2 separate regions of the Homo sapiens genome follow, and region 1 is linked to region 2. A link is an interaction called in ENCODE POLR2A ChIA-PET data of the cell type or tissue named here. Cell type or tissue: GM12878. All regions are shown on one strand. Each heading gives the region's core, and the rest is flanking DNA. Links, peaks and the distances in the headings are about the cores only.

What was found. ChIA-PET counts read pairs that join two places held together with the same protein. Peaks named below come from ENCODE experiments on the same cell type or tissue, not always from the same donor. Only the 100,000 strongest peaks of a DNase experiment are listed, where the experiment ranks them.
Region 1: POLR2A ChIA-PET joins it to region 2 with 5 read pairs; 14 of 35 experiments call an interaction of 5 or more read pairs at or near these places.

The regions. Positions count from the first base shown.
Region 1 is chr15:92,942,203-92,952,281 of GRCh38, forward strand. It overlaps CHD2 (chromodomain helicase DNA binding protein 2), which reads left to right. Exons shown (of 39, transcript NM_001271.4): 9 at 641-866; 10 at 2,213-2,313; 11 at 3,619-3,663; 12 at 3,836-4,014; 13 at 6,750-6,874. Among named protein-coding and RNA genes, the nearest start is that of MIR3175, 43 kb to the left of the region's middle. RefSeq lists a silencer at 2,955-3,179 and an enhancer at 7,487-8,686. In GM12878, for the core only: no CTCF peak of the experiment used is centred there; no DNase peak of the experiment used is centred there; H3K27ac peaks cover 1,047 bases.
Region 2 is chr15:92,872,837-92,881,149 of GRCh38, forward strand. No RefSeq gene overlaps it. Among named protein-coding and RNA genes, the nearest start is that of CHASERR, 5.8 kb to the right of the region's middle. In GM12878, for the core only: no CTCF peak of the experiment used is centred there; no DNase peak of the experiment used is centred there.

The sequences.
Region 1 (10,079 bases), core at 3,954-8,953, 70 kb after region 2:
CTGCTAATTAACATTAAGCAAATCCACCTTTGGTTATTTGTTTCTTAAGCTCCTTGTGAAAATATCAAACTGGTTAAATAAATATTGTGGTAATATTGAAGATTTTTAAATATCTAATTTAGATATCTCATAACTAAGTTGCATTAAAGTAAACTTTCTGTAAAGGAAATACCAAAATAATACTTAATGCTTTTTCTTTTGGCTTTTTTTTTTTTTTCTTTTTTTCATTCTGGCTTCGATTGAGGTTAAGAAAGTTAACCGGGGACTTCGAGTAGGGGAGGTTGGAGGAGGATATTTTGGTGTTCTATCCTTAGTCTTGGAGAGAGGGATTTGTTTTCCGAGTTAGTAAGGGACCAAAACAAAAGGATGTTGCTGCTCTGTTTTTATTGTTTTTGAATAAGGGATTTCTTTGATTTCACCTGCAAATTTAGGAATATGTAAAAAGTGGTTTACATTTTTAAAATACTTGAAATTTTTGATTGAGTCCGTTCTGTGTTGTTTGTGAGTTTGTACTTATTTCAAGTTGAAGTATTTTGGTGCTTCATCCACAAAGGGAGTCTTCAGATAATTGCATTCTTGGGAAGCTTTTTAATATCTGGTGTAATATACTCTCTTTCAAGTGTACTTAATCCTTTTGCAGCCACTGGAGCATCTACTACTGTATATGCGATTGAAGCTAATGGCGACCCTAGTGGTGACTTTGACACTGAAAAGGATGAAGGTGAAATCCAGTACCTCATCAAGTGGAAGGGTTGGTCTTACATCCACAGCACATGGGAGAGTGAAGAATCCTTACAGCAACAGAAAGTGAAGGGCCTAAAAAAACTAGAGAACTTCAAGAAAAAAGAGGACGAAATCAAACAATGGTATATTTTCCATCATGGATTAAAGAAATGTATTTGCAGCCTGAAAGAAGGGAAGGTTTTAAAATAATGCATGGAGATCACAGCTATCTAGAATCTCAGATTTTGCTTTGATCATCTAAACATGGAGCCATTTACAATTCTATTTTATAAGATTGTGACCTTCAGATACTATATTTTTATATGTGGCTACCAAGTTTTTGGAGTTAACTAGCTTATGGAGCGTTATTCACACATTCTTTAGTTTTCACAATAAGTGCATGAGATTTGTACTGTTATTACCCATTTTGTAGATGGGGAGAATACGGCACACAGCAATTCTGCAAGTGGACTCAGGTTTTGAATTCTGATGCCCTGAATCCAGAGCTTATTCTCTTAAGCACCTTGTTATTTTCCTGTAGTTAGGCTGGGGTGGCTTAGATGTAGAGAGTTAATATTCTGGAACTCTCTGGGTTATGATATACTTAAAACAAATTCTGGTTTTATACAATTTGCAGAAATGATGTGAAGGAAATTATTAGGTTAACTACTGAAACTGTGATAGTCCTCGTGTGTTTAGTTTACTTACAGCCTTGAATGTCTGGGTGTTGTATATGGGAAATATGTGGAGCTATAGCACACAAAAACCTAAACTGGGTAATAATGGTATCAAGCTCAGCCTGAAGACATACCTGTCTGTGTGGTGTGATTAGCCTATTTTTGTGTCTGGAATGTGCATAGATTTTTGTGTCTGGAATGTGGACAGTAATTCTGGTTTTACTACTGTGCAAAATGTGCTACTTTAGTAAATTACATGTTTTTTCTTTGACTCAAAACTGAAAATATGTACCCCTTAGATGGTGAGGTAGGCTTGTAAAGCAGTTAGAAATTTGAAATCCTCTGAAATATAATAATTCTAATATTAAGTTGCTGCTGTTGTCATCTGAAAGGTTTTGGTAATAAGAATAACTAGTTTTCCAAGTCATGTTTAATCAATCCTAAAACCCATATATATATAAGAAAAGGCGTACAGTTTTATTATCCTGATTTGTTGAGATGTATGAATTTGCCACATGAATCTATCACATAAAAGAGTTATTTTTGGGTCTCTTTTTAGACAGGACACATCAGAGGCAGGTAACTGGTATATCCTTCTATGAGTGTAAGGTTTTCAGTGTTCTCTAAAAGTGTTTTTTTTGTTTGTTTGTTTTGTTTTGTAAAATCTCTGGCGTAATTACTAGTAAAGATTACTTAAGGGGCAGATGGGAGTAAAAAATAGGTTTTCTTTTCCACCTTTGACTTTTGCTTTGATGTATGTGGATCCCCAGACTTTAGTTTATGTGTACTTTTTCTGTCTGTCTGCCATTCAGGTTAGGGAAAGTTTCTCCTGAAGATGTAGAATATTTCAATTGCCAACAGGAGCTGGCTTCAGAGTTGAATAAACAGTATCAGATAGTAGAAAGAGTAATAGGTAAGTACATGGTAACTCACTTCAGCCATATTTGAACTTGAGGAATAGTGGCTTTTGCTTTTGGAAGTAATGTAAATTTTAAAAATGCACTTTGGAGACTAGACACGTGCTAGGTTTATTTTAAAGGAAAAGCTAAGAAGATTTGCTGGTAAATTTGGATGTGGGGGATGAGAGAAAGAGGTGTTAAGTATGACCTCAAGATTTGTGGCCTAAACATGTAGAAGTTTAGAGGTACCATTTACCGAAGTGGAAAGATGAAGGGAAGAGCTGATCATTGGAGTGGAGACCAAGAGCTTAGTTTGATATTTGTAAGTTTGATTTACTTCTTAGTCATCTAAGTGGAGAATATAGTGAAGGCTGGAGCATATGTGAACCTGGAGCTTAGGACTCTTTAGTCTGGGCTGGAGATTTAAATTTGGAAATTTATCAGTATTTAGTATTTAAAGGCCAAGATTGAACAGGACCATCAGAAATAGAGTATCACGTGGTAAGAAGAAGTAGTCTGAGAGCATTTCAGCTTTTGGAAGTCAGAAAGAAGCTAGCAAAGGAGACTGAGAAAGAACAGTCGGTGAGACAGGAGGAGAGCTGAGAGAGAGTGGTGTACTGGAAGCCAAGTGATTCACATAGCCAGGAGAGAGGAAATGCTGTCAGTCAAGGACGATTAGGACTGAGACTTGATCTGTGAATTTGGCACTGGCAAAACGCATCCATGGAGTGGTGAGGGTGCGGCCTGATTAGGGTAGGTTCAAGAGAAAATGAGAGGGGATAGCAAGTATAAACAACTCGTTGGGGGAGTTTTCTTACAAAGGGGAACAGAGAAGTGGAGTGTCAGCCTGAGAGAGAGATGAGAAAAAGAATTTTTTTCTTCTTCTTCTTCTTCTTTTTTTTTTTTTTGAGATGGTGTCTTGCTCTGTTGCCCAGGCTGGAGTGCAGTGGCGTGATCTCAGCTCACTGCAACCTCTGCCTCCCGGGTTCAAGTGATTCTCCTGCCTCAGCCTTCCCAGTAGCTGGGATTACAGGCACCCCCCACCCCCACCACGCCCGGCTAATTTCTATATTTTTAGTAGAGACAGAGTTTCACCATGTTGGCCAGGTTGGTCTTGAACTGCTGGCCTCAAGCAATCTGCCTGCCTTGGCCTCCCAAAGTGCTGGGATTACAGGCGTGAGCCACTATAATCCCATTTTTTTTTTTTCTTTTTTAAGGTGTGAGGTAGTAGAATATATTTACATTTTATTCATAGAACCCAAAATCTTTCATTCTTCATTGTGTTTATAACTTTTCTGTCTTATTTTTTATTTGTTTAGCTGTGAAGACAAGTAAATCTACATTGGGTCAAACAGATTTTCCAGGTAAGCAAGAAATTTTATTTATAAATGTTCTTCAACATTTCAGAACAGTGTATGTTTTGCAGATTATTTTGTTTTGCCACATGATGTTTTATTGATTATGCATAAAACAGAATGTCATTTTTCACTTTTAATTGACAGTTGCTAATCTATAAATTTTTTTTATATGAAATAGCTCATAGTCGGAAGCCGGCACCCTCAAATGAGCCCGAATATCTATGTAAATGGATGGGACTCCCCTATTCAGAGTGTAGCTGGGAAGATGAAGCCCTCATTGGAAAGAAATTCCAGAATTGCATTGACAGCTTCCACAGTAGGAACAACTCAAAAACCATCCCAACAAGAGAATGCAAGGTATGGTGATGGTTGGCTTTTGTTTTTTCAGGGAGAAGATATACTGATAAAGAGGATTGGACACATATGTGCTGAGAAAATATTACAAAATGAAATGATGATTGCCATTTTGAAGTGAAAGAAGGTGATTTAAATATGACATTAAAGCAAAAGGAGAGAATGAATTATTTCATGGCTTTGCTGACTTGTTTAATCTTGCAATTTACATAATTAGAAATAGAGATATTTGAGAGAATACTTGAAAGGATTTAGGCACTTTTATTTTATTTTATTTTATTATTTTATTTTGAGACAGAGTTTCGCTGTGTCGCCCAGGCTGGAGTGCACTGGCACTATCTTGGCTAACTGCAACCTCTGCCTCCTGGGTTTAAGTGATTCTCCTGCCTCAGCCTCCTGAGCAGCTGGGATTACAGGCACGCACCACCACTTCCAGCTAATTTTTTGTATTTTTAGCAGAGATGGGGTTTCACCATGTTGGTCAGGCTGGTCTCAAACTCCTGACCTCAAATGATCCACCCACCTTGGCCTCCCAAAGTGCTGGGATTACAGGCGTGAGCCACCATGCCCAGTTGCATTTAGGCACTTTAAAAGAGAAGTGAAGCCAGTTGCAGTGGCTCACACCTGTGGTTCCAGCTACTTGGGAGGCTGAGGCGGCAGGATTGCTTGAGCACAGGAGTTTGAGGCCAACCTGGGGAAGATTGTGATACCCGTTCTCTAAAAAAAAAAAAAAATAGAGAGCGGGAAGTGATAGAAAAGGCGAGTGTCTTTGAATTCTAAGTTAGAAATTAAATATATAGGCTTATTTGCTAGATTGGCTGAATAAATCCTTTCCTTGGAATTTATTCCATCAGGAAACTGATGTGCTTGGGTCCTCAGTAATGAAATATCAGACAAGTGATACGTCTCTGAGAAGTTGACATTCATGTTAATGGCACTAGAATTCTATCTGTGAAAACCAGTATTTAATTGCCAAAGAGTGTGATAGGGAAAATGTGGTCAGAGAAGCACCAATGTAGAAGTCTCTGAGCTCCAGTGGTCATTGAATGGGTTTTAAGAGGAAGTTGTGGTTGTTGAACTGCATCTGGCCCTTGTATAATGGATTGGTGCTGCTGGCTATACAGACAAGAGGGGGCCCAGGGTATTGCCCTCCTGTGAAAGGTATCAAGAGAAAGATTCTTATAGTTCAATAGGAGAACTACTAGACCCCAGGGGTGAGGAGAAGAGGAATGATGTTGACAAGTACATCAAGGTCAAAGTGTGTGTGTCTTGGCTACCTCGAAGGGTATTTTGACTTTATCTCCTAGGTATTCGTACAGCTGAGTACAGTGGCATTATGAAATAGTTTTATTTAGAAAGCTTCATGTAATAGCAGTATATAGGAGACTCTGGAGTAAGTAATTATTAAAGCCAGAAGGTCCAGCCAGTAAGATGTCATTGAAGTCCACGAATGAAGAAGTAGTGTGAGGACAAGGGAAGTAACAGTGGCGTGGAAGGAGTGGATGGGAGAACAGTTATGGGGTAGGTTTGGTAGGAGTGGATGGATGGCTGGGTTTTGGAGTTGAGAGTAAGCAGTCGGATTCCATTCACTGCCAGCCGCCCTCATAGAGAACTGAACACATCAATAACCTTATCAAATATTCTTATTAGAATGATACTTCTCATAATGTGTGCTATAGAGCACTAATCTTCAGAGAAAAGTCCCCTGAAAAAAGACTTTTTGGCCATGTAACTTTGAGATACATCCCTGAATGAATTTCTCCTGTAAATTCACGCTATGGACACACATTTCAGACTTTGAAAAGTCATGAGTAAAGAAATTGTATAACTTTTTGATCGGTTGTTTCCTAAACTGATTTGGCCACAGAATCCACATTTTATGCAAACCATAGAGACTGACCTCACTAGAATGCTATCCTTTAAGCTTCTGGGGGTGAAAACAACCTTCCCTTCAGAAGCTTGTTTCTGAAGGGAAAACCAAATTCACGCAATTAAAGGGTTTAAGGTAGATGGGCGGCATTTCTGAATTTACAAATCCTGTTATGGTGAAGATCAACTGTATTTAGCATATGACAGCTGGAGGCAATGTTTTGTACTCTTTAGAATCAGATAACAGAAAGATAGTTGTTTCTGAAAAATAGGAGACTCTGACTGCCATATAATAGACAAGACCTAAAGTGCTATTTAATGATGTTCATAGATTTATTTCAGGAAAGGGGCAAGTTAACTAAAAATATTTTATTTGAGGATGAACTAACTCTGGCTTATGGAATATTAACCATGAAGAAAGGGGTGATGGAGTGAGGTGGTGATTCACACACATGAAATTTAAGTTTTTGGCCAGGCGCGGTGGCTCACGCCTGTAATCCCAGCACTCTGGGAGGCCGAGGTGGGCAGATCACGAGGTCAGGAGATCGAGACCATCCTGGCTAGCATGGTGAAACCCCATCTCTACTAAAAATACAAAAATAGCCAGGCGTGGGTGGTGGCGGGCGCCTGTATGTAGTCCCAGCTACTTGGGAGGCTGAGGCAGGAGAATGGCGTGAACCCGGGAGGCAGAGCTTGCAGTGAGCCGAGATTGGGCCACTGCACTCCAGCCTGGGTGACAGAGCAAGACTCCGTCTCAAAAAAAGAAATTTGAGTTTTTATGCTTTGATGCCGAATATGTGAATTGTGGCTAGCGTTTTAACATAGTAGCAGTAAGAACATTTTCTCAGACTTGGGCTTTTGTTTTTCAGGCCCTGAAGCAGAGACCACGATTTGTAGCTTTAAAGAAACAACCTGCATATTTAGGAGGGGAGAATCTGGAACTTCGAGATTATCAGCTAGAAGGTCTAAACTGGCTAGCTCATTCCTGGTGCAAGTAGGTAGAAAAATATGAGTGCAATTTTCCTTACTGTTTCTGGCTTCTTTATTGTTAGATGTCAAGAATTTTTTTTTTCTTTTTTCACACCCTTATTGTATCTCAACCAAGAAATCTTTATGCTGCATATTACAGAAATAAAAGATGATTGAGAGAAATGCTTCCTGGGAGTTTTTATGTATGTGTAATACCATTTTATTCTGATCTAAAGAATACTTTATTTCATTATTTGGTGGGTAATTTGTCATAGCCAGAAACCTGTATCATCATATGTTACTCATGAGTGTATATAGCAAGTTAAGTCACTCAAATCTTTAATGTGGAAGGAGTTACTCAGAAGAAAGAAGAAGATGTCTTTTTCACATGTATTTTCTTTCTAGGCCAGGGAAGCCTTTAAATTAATTTCCTACAGTAGTGCTGTAGAGAGTGTGATTCCCCTCCCTTCACTCCACTCCCTACCTATATAGTCTGTAGGATTATCCTGTTCAGAGGAAGGTTGAACCTGTGAAAGTATCCTTTTTATAAGACCACGTTAATCTTGGGGGGGTGAAAAAAAGATGAGACAGTGATAGCACTGGAGGTTTAAAGGTACTTTTGGGAAGTACTTACAAATTTCCTTCACCAATTTCAAGTAGTTCCTAATTACTAAGTGCTAGGTGTTAGAAACAAATGCTTGTTCCTCGGTGCTGAAAAGAACTAGTGCTCAAGGAATTTTCTCAGCAAGGCAATTTTACTTTCTGCAGAAAGGGTGCTTCTTGGAAGCCTAATTGTCATGAGAGCACACCGAACAAAGAAAAGCAGAGGTTTTTATCCCTGACTCATTGGGTTCTTACTGCTGCGTCCTGTCTCCATTGGCTGGAGCTGGACCGCACAATCTAGACTGATTCCGATTGGCTAAAAGCTTAAAACTTTCCTAAATAGATAAACGCGCAGTGGAAAACAAAGGAAGGGGGTTGTTTACAGGAAATTAGGAGAATAATAACATTTCCAAATAAGGAAGGGGTGTAGGCTGTAAGCTGGGAAATGCCTGGGCACGTTCGGACATGTCTGAGCAGGTTATAGTCCAGAACAAATAACCTGGTTAAAGTACAAGGACATAGAATGTACTTATTCCCTTACTATATTTAACAGCCACATAGGGCTTAACAAAGAGTTATTAGCAAAAAGCAAGGGAGCTTGAAGGAAGTTAATTTCTAAAAGAAACTGTTATTTCTAACACTTGTTATTTATTCTTTAACAAAAAGGGAAACTTTGAAGAGGAACTTTTTACTTTTCACATGCGGATCCATTAGTCCTCGAGAATTTAACAGTGAACCTATATAGATGTATTTTGCTGTCCTTACAGAACATGCAGTGTAAGAAGTACCTTTAATGCCAACCTACACACTTCTTTCCCGAAGTACCCAATTAAGTGCAAATGCTTAATGTCTTTAGTGTTTTATAGTAAAGCAAAAAATCCTTATTTAGAATTAGAAGTACAGGCCTGTGCAACATGGCAAAACCCCATCTTTACCAAAAAATACAAAAATTAGCTGGACATGGTGGCATGCTTATGTAGTCTCAGCTACTTGGGGGCTGAGGTGGGAGGATCGCTTGAGTCCAGGAGGCCAAGGTTGCAGTGAGCCATTTTCGCACCATTGCACTCCAGCCTGGGTGACAAAGTGAAACTTCACCTTAAAAAAAAAAAAAAGGACAGCTTAAAAAATATTTTTCCCCTCATTGCTGAAAGGAAGCTTTCTAGTTATAGAGATGCATTTACAGTGACTTTTTCCCAAGTGAACCATCTCCTACTTTTTATCTGATAAAATCTAGTACAATATTTAATACTCAGTTGTGAAAATTAGGTGTCTTGAGAAGATTGAGAATGTGGGTTTGATATAATGATTCTGAATTGCTTAAAAATGATTTTTCCTTTTAGAGGTTAGTGGGACCTAATTCATCTAAATGACAGTTAATAAAAGTTAGATGAACTTTAATTGTGATCTAATCCTCTCATTTTATAATTGAAGACTCTTAGGAACAAAGGTGCCGTGTACCCATCCAGAGTCACATGGTGTTTTGTGTACAGTCCTTGGCCAGCATTTTTTAGACTTTTTATTTTTTAGTTTTTTTGAGACTGAGTTTTGCTCTGTTGCCCAGGCTGGAGCGCAGTGGCATGATCTTGGCTCACTGCAACCTCCGATTCCCAGGTTCACGTGATTCTCCTGCCTCAGGCTCTTGAGTAGCTGGGATTACACGCACGCACCACCATGCCTGGCTAATTTTTGTATTTTTAGTAGAGACGGGGTTTCACCATGTTGGCCAAGCTGGTCTTGAACTCCTGACCTCAAGTGATCTGCCTGCCTTGGCCTCCCAAAGTGCTGGGATTACAGCCATGAGCCACCGTGCCTGGCCAGCATTTTTTTACTTTAAACCAAAGGAATAAAAATCAGTTGAAAAGGGCTCAAGCACCTGTTAAGCCCTGGTCACAGGAATGTTACTACATTACATAATGTGCTATTTTGGTCTGGTTCCAGAAAAACAGGTGAATCAATTCAAACCTACTGTAGTCTGTATATGTAGACAATGGCATTTTCTAGGGGCAGGAAATACTGGAGAAACTTAACTGTGCTTCCTCCTGAATAGTATTGAAAAGTGAGGGAAATAAGAAGGAAATTACTCAAAGGAATATACTACATCGTTTAAACTGTGTAGAAAATTAGGTGTACCTGAGATGTATAGGGGTATGGCTTCATCATTCTCCCTTTCCCAAGTGTGATCTTCTTTGTTTCTGTATTTTACCCTTTAAACTAGCTAGTTTGTAGAACACAGAAGGTATTTTTAGAAATTATGTCTTTTTGGTGAATTAAATGTCTTGTTTTTTGAATCAGTTAGGTTGCCTTTAACTCATAAATTACTTTTAGTTCTTTCTGATTTGCTGATTAAGCACATATTATATATACGTGCAAACTTTCAGTGTCCTTATTTTCCAGAACCTTTTTATAATGTTTGCAATCTGATGTCTTACATGTAATCCTAATTTCCTGCCAAAATGACTGTATTCTGTTTCCCAAATATATTTTCCTAACTCTGGCTGTTTCTTCAATTTTAAATGTTTTTCTTAGATATTCTTTTTCCATTAATATCCTGTTGAAATCTAGCCCATTTTGTAGAGTAGTGTTTCTCAAACTGTGGTTTTAAGGTAGTGCTTCCCAACCTTTTTGGC
Region 2 (8,313 bases), core at 3,088-8,087:
GCAATCTGGGCTCACTGCAACCTCTGCCTCCCGGGTTCAAGTGATTCTCCTGCCTCAGCCTCTTGAGTAGCTGGGATTACAGGTGGGTACCACCACACCTGGCCAATTTTTGTATTTAGTAGAGACAGGGTTTCACCATGTTGCCCAGGGTGGTCTTGAACTACTGACCTCAGGTGATCAGCCCTCCTTGGTCTCCCAAAGTTCTGGGATTACAGGTGTGAGCCACCGCACCTGGCCCATAATGTTTCTTTTTCTTTTCTTTCTTTCTTTTTTTTCTTTCTGAGACAGAGTCTCGCTCTATCGCCAGGCTGGAATGCAGTGGTGCAATCTCTGCTCACTGCAACCTCCGCTTCCTGGGCTCAGTTGATTCTCCTGCCTCAGCCTCCCAAGTAGCTAGGATTACAGGTGCCCCCCCACCATGCCTGGCTAATTTTTGTGTTTTTAGTAGAGATGGGGTTTCACGATATTGGTCAGGCTGGTCTCGAACTCTTGACTTCAGGGGATCCACCCACCTTGGCCTCCCAAAATGCTAGGATTATAGGCATGAGACACTGCACTCGGCCCTCTATTGTATTTTCTGCTTCTATGAGTTTGACTATTACAGATTTATAACATGAATGAAATCATGCAGTTTTTGTCGCTTTGTGACTGGTTTCTCTTAGGAAAATGTCTTCCAATTTCATCCTTATTGCCGTCAGTGGCAGGACTTCCTACCTTTTAAAGGACAAATAATATTTCATTTTACGTATATACACATCTTCTTTATCCATTCATCTGTCGATGGATATTTGGATTGTTTCCATATCTTGACTATTGTGAATAATGCTGCTGTGAACATGGGAGTGCAGATATCTCTTGGGGACACTGATTTTGATTCTTTTTTTTTTTTTTTTTTGAGATGGAGTTTCACTCTTGTGAAATGGCAATGATGTCGGCTCACAGCAACCTCCACCTCCCGGGTTCAAGCTATTCTCTTGCCTCAGCCTCCCGAGGAGCTGGGATTACAGGCATGTGCCACCACGCCCGGCAAATTTTTTGTATTTTTAGTAAAGACAGGGTTTCTCCATGTTGGTCACGCTGGTCTCGAACTCCCGACCTCAGGTGATCCGCCCACCTCGGCTTCCCAAGGTGTTGGGATTACAGGCCTGAGCCACAGCACCCGGCCTTTTCAATTCTTTTTTTCTTTTTTTTGAGACAGATTCTCACTCTGTTGACCAGGCTGGAGTGCAGTGGTGTGGTCTCGGCTCACTGCAACCTCCACCTCCTGGGTTCAAGCTATTCTCCTGCCTCAGCCTCCCAAGTAGCTGGGATTACAGGTGTCCACCACCAAGCCTGGCTAATTTTTGTATTTTTAGTAGAGATGGGGGTTTCACCATGTTGGCCAGGCTGGTCTCAAACTCCTGACCTCAGGTGATCTGCCTGCCTTGGCCTCCAAAAGTGCTGGGATTACAGGCGTGAGCCACTGCACCTGGCCCTGATTTCAATTATTTTTGGATATATACCCAGAAGTGGGATTGCTGAATCATATTTAGTTCTATTTTGCTTTTTTTTTTTTTTTGATACAGGGTCTCGCTCTGTCACCCAGGCTGGAGTGTAGCGGCATGATATTGGCTTGCTGTAGCCCCCACCTCATGGGCTCAAGCAATCCTTCTACCTCAGCCTCCTGAGTTGCTGGGAACCAGAGATTCCCAGCTGATTTTTGAATTTTTATTTATTTATTCAATAACTTAAACTTTAAAACATTTTTAAATATTTTGTAGAGATGGGGTCTTCCTATGTTGCAAAGGCTGGTCTTGAACTGGGCTCAAGTTATCCTCTCACCTTGGCTTCCCAAAGTGCTGGGATTGTGAGTGTGAGCCACTACAGCTGGCCTATATCTAATTTTTTGAGGAATCTCCATAGTGTTTTCCATAGCTGCTGCAGCATTTTACATTCCCACAATCAGTGTATAAGAGTTCCAATTTCCCCATTTCCTCACCAAGTTACCTTTGTTTTTTTTGAGACGGAGTCTTGCTCTGTTGCCCAGGCTGGAGTGCAGTGGCGCGATCTTGGCTCACTGCAAGCTCCACCTCCCAGGTTCATGCCATTCTCCTGCCTCAGCCTCCCAAGTAGCTGAGACTACAGGCACCCGCCACCACGCCTGTCTAATTTTTTGTATTTTTAGTGGAGACGAGGTTTCACCATGTTAGCCAGGATGGTCTTGATCTCCTGACCTCATGATCCACCCACCTCAGCCTCCCAAAATGCTGGGATTATAGGTGTGAGCCACTGCGCCTGGCCTATTATAAGCATTTCTAAATGTACATAGGAGGCCGAGGCAGGAGCATCACAAGGTCAGGAGTTCGAGACCAGCCTGGCCAACATGGTGAAACCCCGTCTCTACTAAAAATACAAAAAACTAGTTGGGCATGGTGGTGGGCGCCTGTAGTCCCAGCTACTCGGAGGCTAAGGCAAGAGAATGGCGTGAACCCGGGAGGTGGAGCTTGCAGTGAGCCGAGATCGCGCCACTGCACTCCAGCCTGGGCGACAGAGCGAGACTCTGTCTCAAAAAAAAAAAAAAAAAAAAAGTCCATCCTAAAAGGTAGAAGGTAATATCTTACTGTAGTTTTGATTTGCATTTCTCTGATAATGAGGTTGAGCATCTTTTATACACCTGTTGATCATTTGTATGCCTTCTTTGGGGGAAATATCTGTTCATATCCTTTGCCCATTTAAATAATCAGGCCATTTGTCAGGAGAATCACTTGTACCCAGGAGGCGGAAGTTGCAGTGAGCAGAGATGGCGCCACTGCACTCCAGCATGGGTGACAAGAGCAAAACTTTGTCTTTAAAAAAAAAAAAAATCAGGCCATTTGTTATTTTTGCTATGGAGTTGTAGGAATTCTTCCCGTATTTTATTTGTTTATTTATTTATTTAGAGATGGAGTCTCACTCTGTCGCCCAGGTTGGAGTGCAGTGACATGATTTCAACTCACTGTAGCCTCTATCCTGAGTTCAAGCAATTCTCCTGCCTCAGCTTCCCCAGTAGCTGGGACTACAGGTGTGAGCCACTATGCCCAGATAATTTTTGTATTTTTAGTAGAGACGGGGTTTCACCATGTTGGCCAGGCTGATCTTGAACTCCTGGCCTCAAGCAATCCACTTGCCTTGGCCTCCCGAAATGATAGGATGACAGGCATGAGCCATTACACCTGGCTTTTCCTATATTTTGAAAATTAACCCCTTATCGGATATATGCAAATATTTTCTTCCATTCTGTAGATTGCCCTTCCTCCTTCCCTCCTTTCCTTCCTCCCTCCCTCCCTTCCTTACTTTCTTTCTTGACAGTCTTGCTGTGTTGCCAAGGCTGAAGTGCAGTGGTGTGATCTTAGCTCACTGCAAACTCTGCCTCCTGGGTTCAAGCCATTCTCTTTCCTCAGCCACCCAAGTTGCTGTGATTACAGGTACGTGCCACCATGCCTGCACGCCTGTCTAATTTTAGTATTTTTAGTAGAGGGGGGGTTTCATCATGTTGGCTAGGCTGGTCTCAAATTCCTGGCCTCAAGCAGTCCTCCCACCTCAGCCGGGCATGGTGGCATGCGCCTGTAATCCCAACTACTCAGGAGGTTGAGGCAGGAGAATCGCTTGAATCGGGGAGGTGGAGGCTGCCGTGAGCAGAGATCGCGCCACTGCACTCCAGCCTGGGTGACAGAGCAAGACTCCGTCTCAGCTTTGAGTGTGGGATTGGGCCTTGTTGTATTAGCTGAGGCTTCCTCCAAAGAAGAGCCCAAGACAAAGAGTTACATGGCGGTAGCTCATCTGGGAATTGATACAAGGAAGCAGAAACGTGGGAGGGACTGAGGCGGTGAGAAAGGACAGAGAGAAAGCCAATACAATGCTGTGTTACTTAGTTGGCCACCATTTTAGGTGACTTGTGCTGCATTCCATGAGATATTTTGAGTCTTATGAAATGTGTCTCAGAATTGTACACTCGGGATGACAGAGGAAAACGTTTATCCTCAAAGGTGGCCCCAGAGATGTTCCCTAAATTTCTAGGTTGCACGTGCCTAAATGCTGATGTGAGTGGTTCTGCAGACCCACACAATGTCAGAGAAACTTTGAGATTCAGGGCTGAGAGGAGACTTTCCTTTGCCTTCCAAAGCTGTATGGAATTTGATGGAAAGGTGGCTGCAGATGTGGGTGGAGTAAGAGGTGAGACCAAAAGGATTAGAAGCAGTGCACAGAATGTGTCTGATACATGGATCCTGAGCTTCACTGACGGATGACCTTGTTCAACCATTTGTTTGGAAAACCCCAGTGTTAGCCTCTGTTCATCATTCCTCTAGGCTGATAACATTCCTCAGAGAAAAGTCTTCCGGCTGGGCGTGGTTGTGCAAACCTATAATCCCCTCTACTCAGGAGGCTGAGGCAGGATAATCGCTTGAATCCAGGAGGAGGAGGTTGCAGAGAGCCAAGATCACGCCAGTGCACTCCAGCCTGGGCAACACAGCAAGACTATCTCAAAAAAAAAAAAAAAAAAAAAAAGTCTTCCACTCTCCTACCTGGAAGACAGAAGTCACTTTGCCAGAAATCTGAGAGCCAGATGGAGCAAGACTGCTGGAGTCTCTGCATTCACTGTGCATCTGGCCTCTGGACCTCCCCATTTCTTTATTTCCTGTACCCTCAGCAAGCCTGACATCCTCCAAGTCAGAGACTTTCTAGAAGATAAACCTCCAGGTTTTTTTTTGCTGGAAGCACAGAGGGGATCTAGGGATCTCACTGCTCCTTAAATTGCTTTCGCTCAGTTCTCCTTATTTTAGCCTTCTCCTCCACCCTCAGTCCCAACGGTCCCTGGTTCTGGCAGTTTCTGAGCCTTTTGAGGTTTTTCCAGTGTAAGTTGGGTTGGATCTCAGCTTTCTCATGTCTGCTAAATCAGTTACCACTCATCCATCTATTTTTCAGCTTCTAAAATTGTGTTGCTCTTTTCTCCTCTCCTGTTCTCCTTTCCTTATGGTTTTACGACTTAAAAAAAGAAAGAAAAGGAATAGAAAAGAAAATCTGTTTAGTGCAGTTTTGGGATAGAGCAAAATTAGTAGCATGCATGCTATCTGCCATCTTAGCCTGGAATCCACCCATAGATATACACATAGCTAGCTGCCTCCTTTGTGCCCTTCCTGCCTCAACTTAAATATTACTTCCTCAGATCAGTCTTCCCTGACCACTCAACCAAAATTTGGCTCCCATCGTCACAGCACTTATTACTACTGGGTATTTTCTTTTTTTTTTTTTTGAGATGGAGTCTCACTCTGTTGCCTAAGCTGGAGGGCAGTGGTGTGATCTGGCTCACTGCAACTTCCACCTCCCAGGTTCAAGTGATTCTTCTGTCTCAGGCTCCTCAGTATCTGGGACTACAGGCTTGCGCCACCATGCCCGGCTATAGGTATTTTCTTGTGTATTGCCTTTCCCCCCCTCTAGAATATAAACTCCATGAGAACAGGTACTCCATCTCTTTTGTCCATGCTATAACCTCAGCTCCTAAAATAGTACCTGGCACATGAAAGAAACTCAATAATTGTGCTTGGCAATGATATTTTGAGAATCAAATGATCTTCAATGCTGTGTGCGACATAACCTGTGCAAAGCAAAGAAGGACTACCACACGTGAAGGAGCAGAGGGTATACCGAGCATAAGACAGAGCCTGCGTTCAAGTTCTGCAGAGTATGAGGAGCAAGAGAAGCTGCAAAGAGCAGGAGCAGAACAGCAGGAATCTGGAAACGCCTGCACTTGAAAACCGTGTCCTTGGTTTGAGTCAAGGTCATCCTAGGTTTCTGCTGCGCCTCCAAGATAAGCTCAGCTGACAATCTAAAGGAGACACCCCAAAGCAAAAGGGGACAGGGAGGAAGGGAAGCAGGGGGAAAGGCAGACCTTGCTGGCGTTTCTGCCTCTCCTTTAATTGCTATTAGAGGAGTGGAAGGCAGAAGAAGGAAAATAAACCTGTGAAGCTTCGGGGAAGCAGGGAGGACTGTGGAAAGCCCTGTTCTATTGCTGAGCTGTGTGAAGTCATGTGACATTTGGAGTGGAAGCTGCTGTCTCCCATTCTATGTACCAGGAGTCCTTATTATCAGCCAGGTGCACCTTAGATGACGTTCACAGCCCTGGAGGTACTGAGTTTCCTGTGACCTTCACTTCATTTTAAAAAATTACAAGTGTTTACTGTAACTAATTCAGGCAATGCAGATTCTTATGCAGTAAATAAAAAAGTTAACCTTTCTTTCCAGTAGTGTCAGCTTTTAGCTCAGCAGATTGTTTAGTTTCTTTGCTTTTTTCCTTCTATCTTGCCTTCCCTCCTAAAGATCAGCACTTTGGGAGGTTGAGGTGGGAGTGTTGCTTGAGGCCAGCAGTTTGTGATGAGCCTGAGCAACAAAGCAAGACCTTGTCTCTACAGTAAAAAAAAAAAAATTAGCCAGGCATGGTGGTGCATGCCTGTAGTCCCAGCTACTTGGGAGGCTGAGGGCTGAGGTGGGAGGAAGGATGGCTTGAGCTCAGGAGTTCAAGGCTGCAGTGAGCTATGATCTTGCCACTACATTCTAACCTGGGTGACAGAGCAAGAACTTGTCTCCAAAATAAATAAATAACTTAATAAAAATAAATTAATTAGGGCTGGACGTGGTGCTTCATGCCTGTAATCCCAGCACTTTGGGAGGCCGAAACGGGTGGATCACTTGAATTCAGGAGTTCGAGACCAGCCTGGACAACACGGTGAAACCCCGTCTCTACTAAAATTACAAAAAAATTAGCCAGACATGGTGGTGCGTGCCTGTAATCCCAGCTACTCGGGAGGCTGAGGCAGGAGAATCTCTTAAGCCCCAGAGGCAGAAGTTGCAGTGATTCGAGATTGCACCACTGCACTTCAGCCTGGGTGACAAAGCAAGACTCTTTCAAAAAAAAAAAAAAAAATTAATTGAAGAAGGCAGTACATTCACATGGTTCAAAATTCCAAAGTCACAGAAAAGTAGAGTAAAAAGTGTCCCTTCTGCCCCAATTCTGTAGCTACATCTGAGGCAACCAGTATAAACATATCCTTGTATCCTTCTAGAAATATTCTCTGCCCAGCCAATTTTTTCACTGGACAGTATTGAATAGTAACAGAACTACTCAGAGCACATGCACAGGCCTTTCCTTTAAGTGAGCCAAGGCTAAGGGTTTGGCTCTTCATCTTCTTTCCCAAAGAAATGGTAGTCACAGGAGTCAGTGTGACTTGGGGGTGGGAGGGATTTCCTCTTGGTTCTCTGGCAGATCACTGAGAGTGAAAAGGAGCTGTGGAGGGGGTAGGATGTGGTCTGCCAGGTGTCAGGTCTTTTTATTTACAATAGAACTCTTCTTGCTGTAAGGAGGGATGACTGAAGAGATGGTATAGCTATGGCAAAGGAAATCATAGCTGTCATTTGTGATAGCAGACAAAGTTTCAATAAAGGGCCTTCTCTAAAGAGGACATCGTGTGGGATGTAAACTTGGGAAAAGAAAGCTATTTTATGTAAGTCGCCCAAGGTATCTCTTCATACAATTGAGCCACTCCAAAGCTGAATCCTAGGGGTCCAGAAATCAAAGGGGGAGCAAACAAGAGAGCTGGAGGGCTCCCAGGTGGCATCAGGAGATTGACAGCAATGGGGTGGGGCGAAGCCTGGGGATTCAATTAGACTGGATCTCATGTTTGATTCTAAAGGTAGAATACCTCCAATGAAGCATAGGAGGGAGGAGCCGGCAAATCTGGAGGATCCACACAACAAAAGATCCAAATGACCTATTCAGCGAAGGGACAGTTTTTGAAAGGAAACTGGGAGAGGCCGAAGGGTCTGAAGGCAAATTATCTGGGCTAAAATACTTCTTGGTAGTGTGAACCCGGGCAAGTTACTTAAACTCCTTGAGCCTCAGTATCCTAATAGGGATAAGACACAGAGAGGGACGATAACTGTCTCTCATTGGAGTGCAGTATGATCAAGTTAATCCCCAATGAGATTTGACAACAATGTCTGGCACCTAGTCAGCTAACTCAATGCTTTTCAGCCATGACTGTTTTAATAAATGCCTGCTTAGGTCTGTTTCCCTGGCATAGACATACTCGGTGATGAATCTGTAAAGGCACAATCAGAGAGGGATTTCAGGTTGTAATAAGAGGGGAAAAATGGAAGGAAAAGGGAGTGAACAACAGCACAGCAAAAACACAGCAGAAGAATGAGGAAAAAAGGATTCAGAATGGGGCTATTTCAGCAAAAACAGCCTTGTTGCAGGTCCACCGTGTCCAAAGCTACACTGTGTAAGGGAATGTCTCTTGG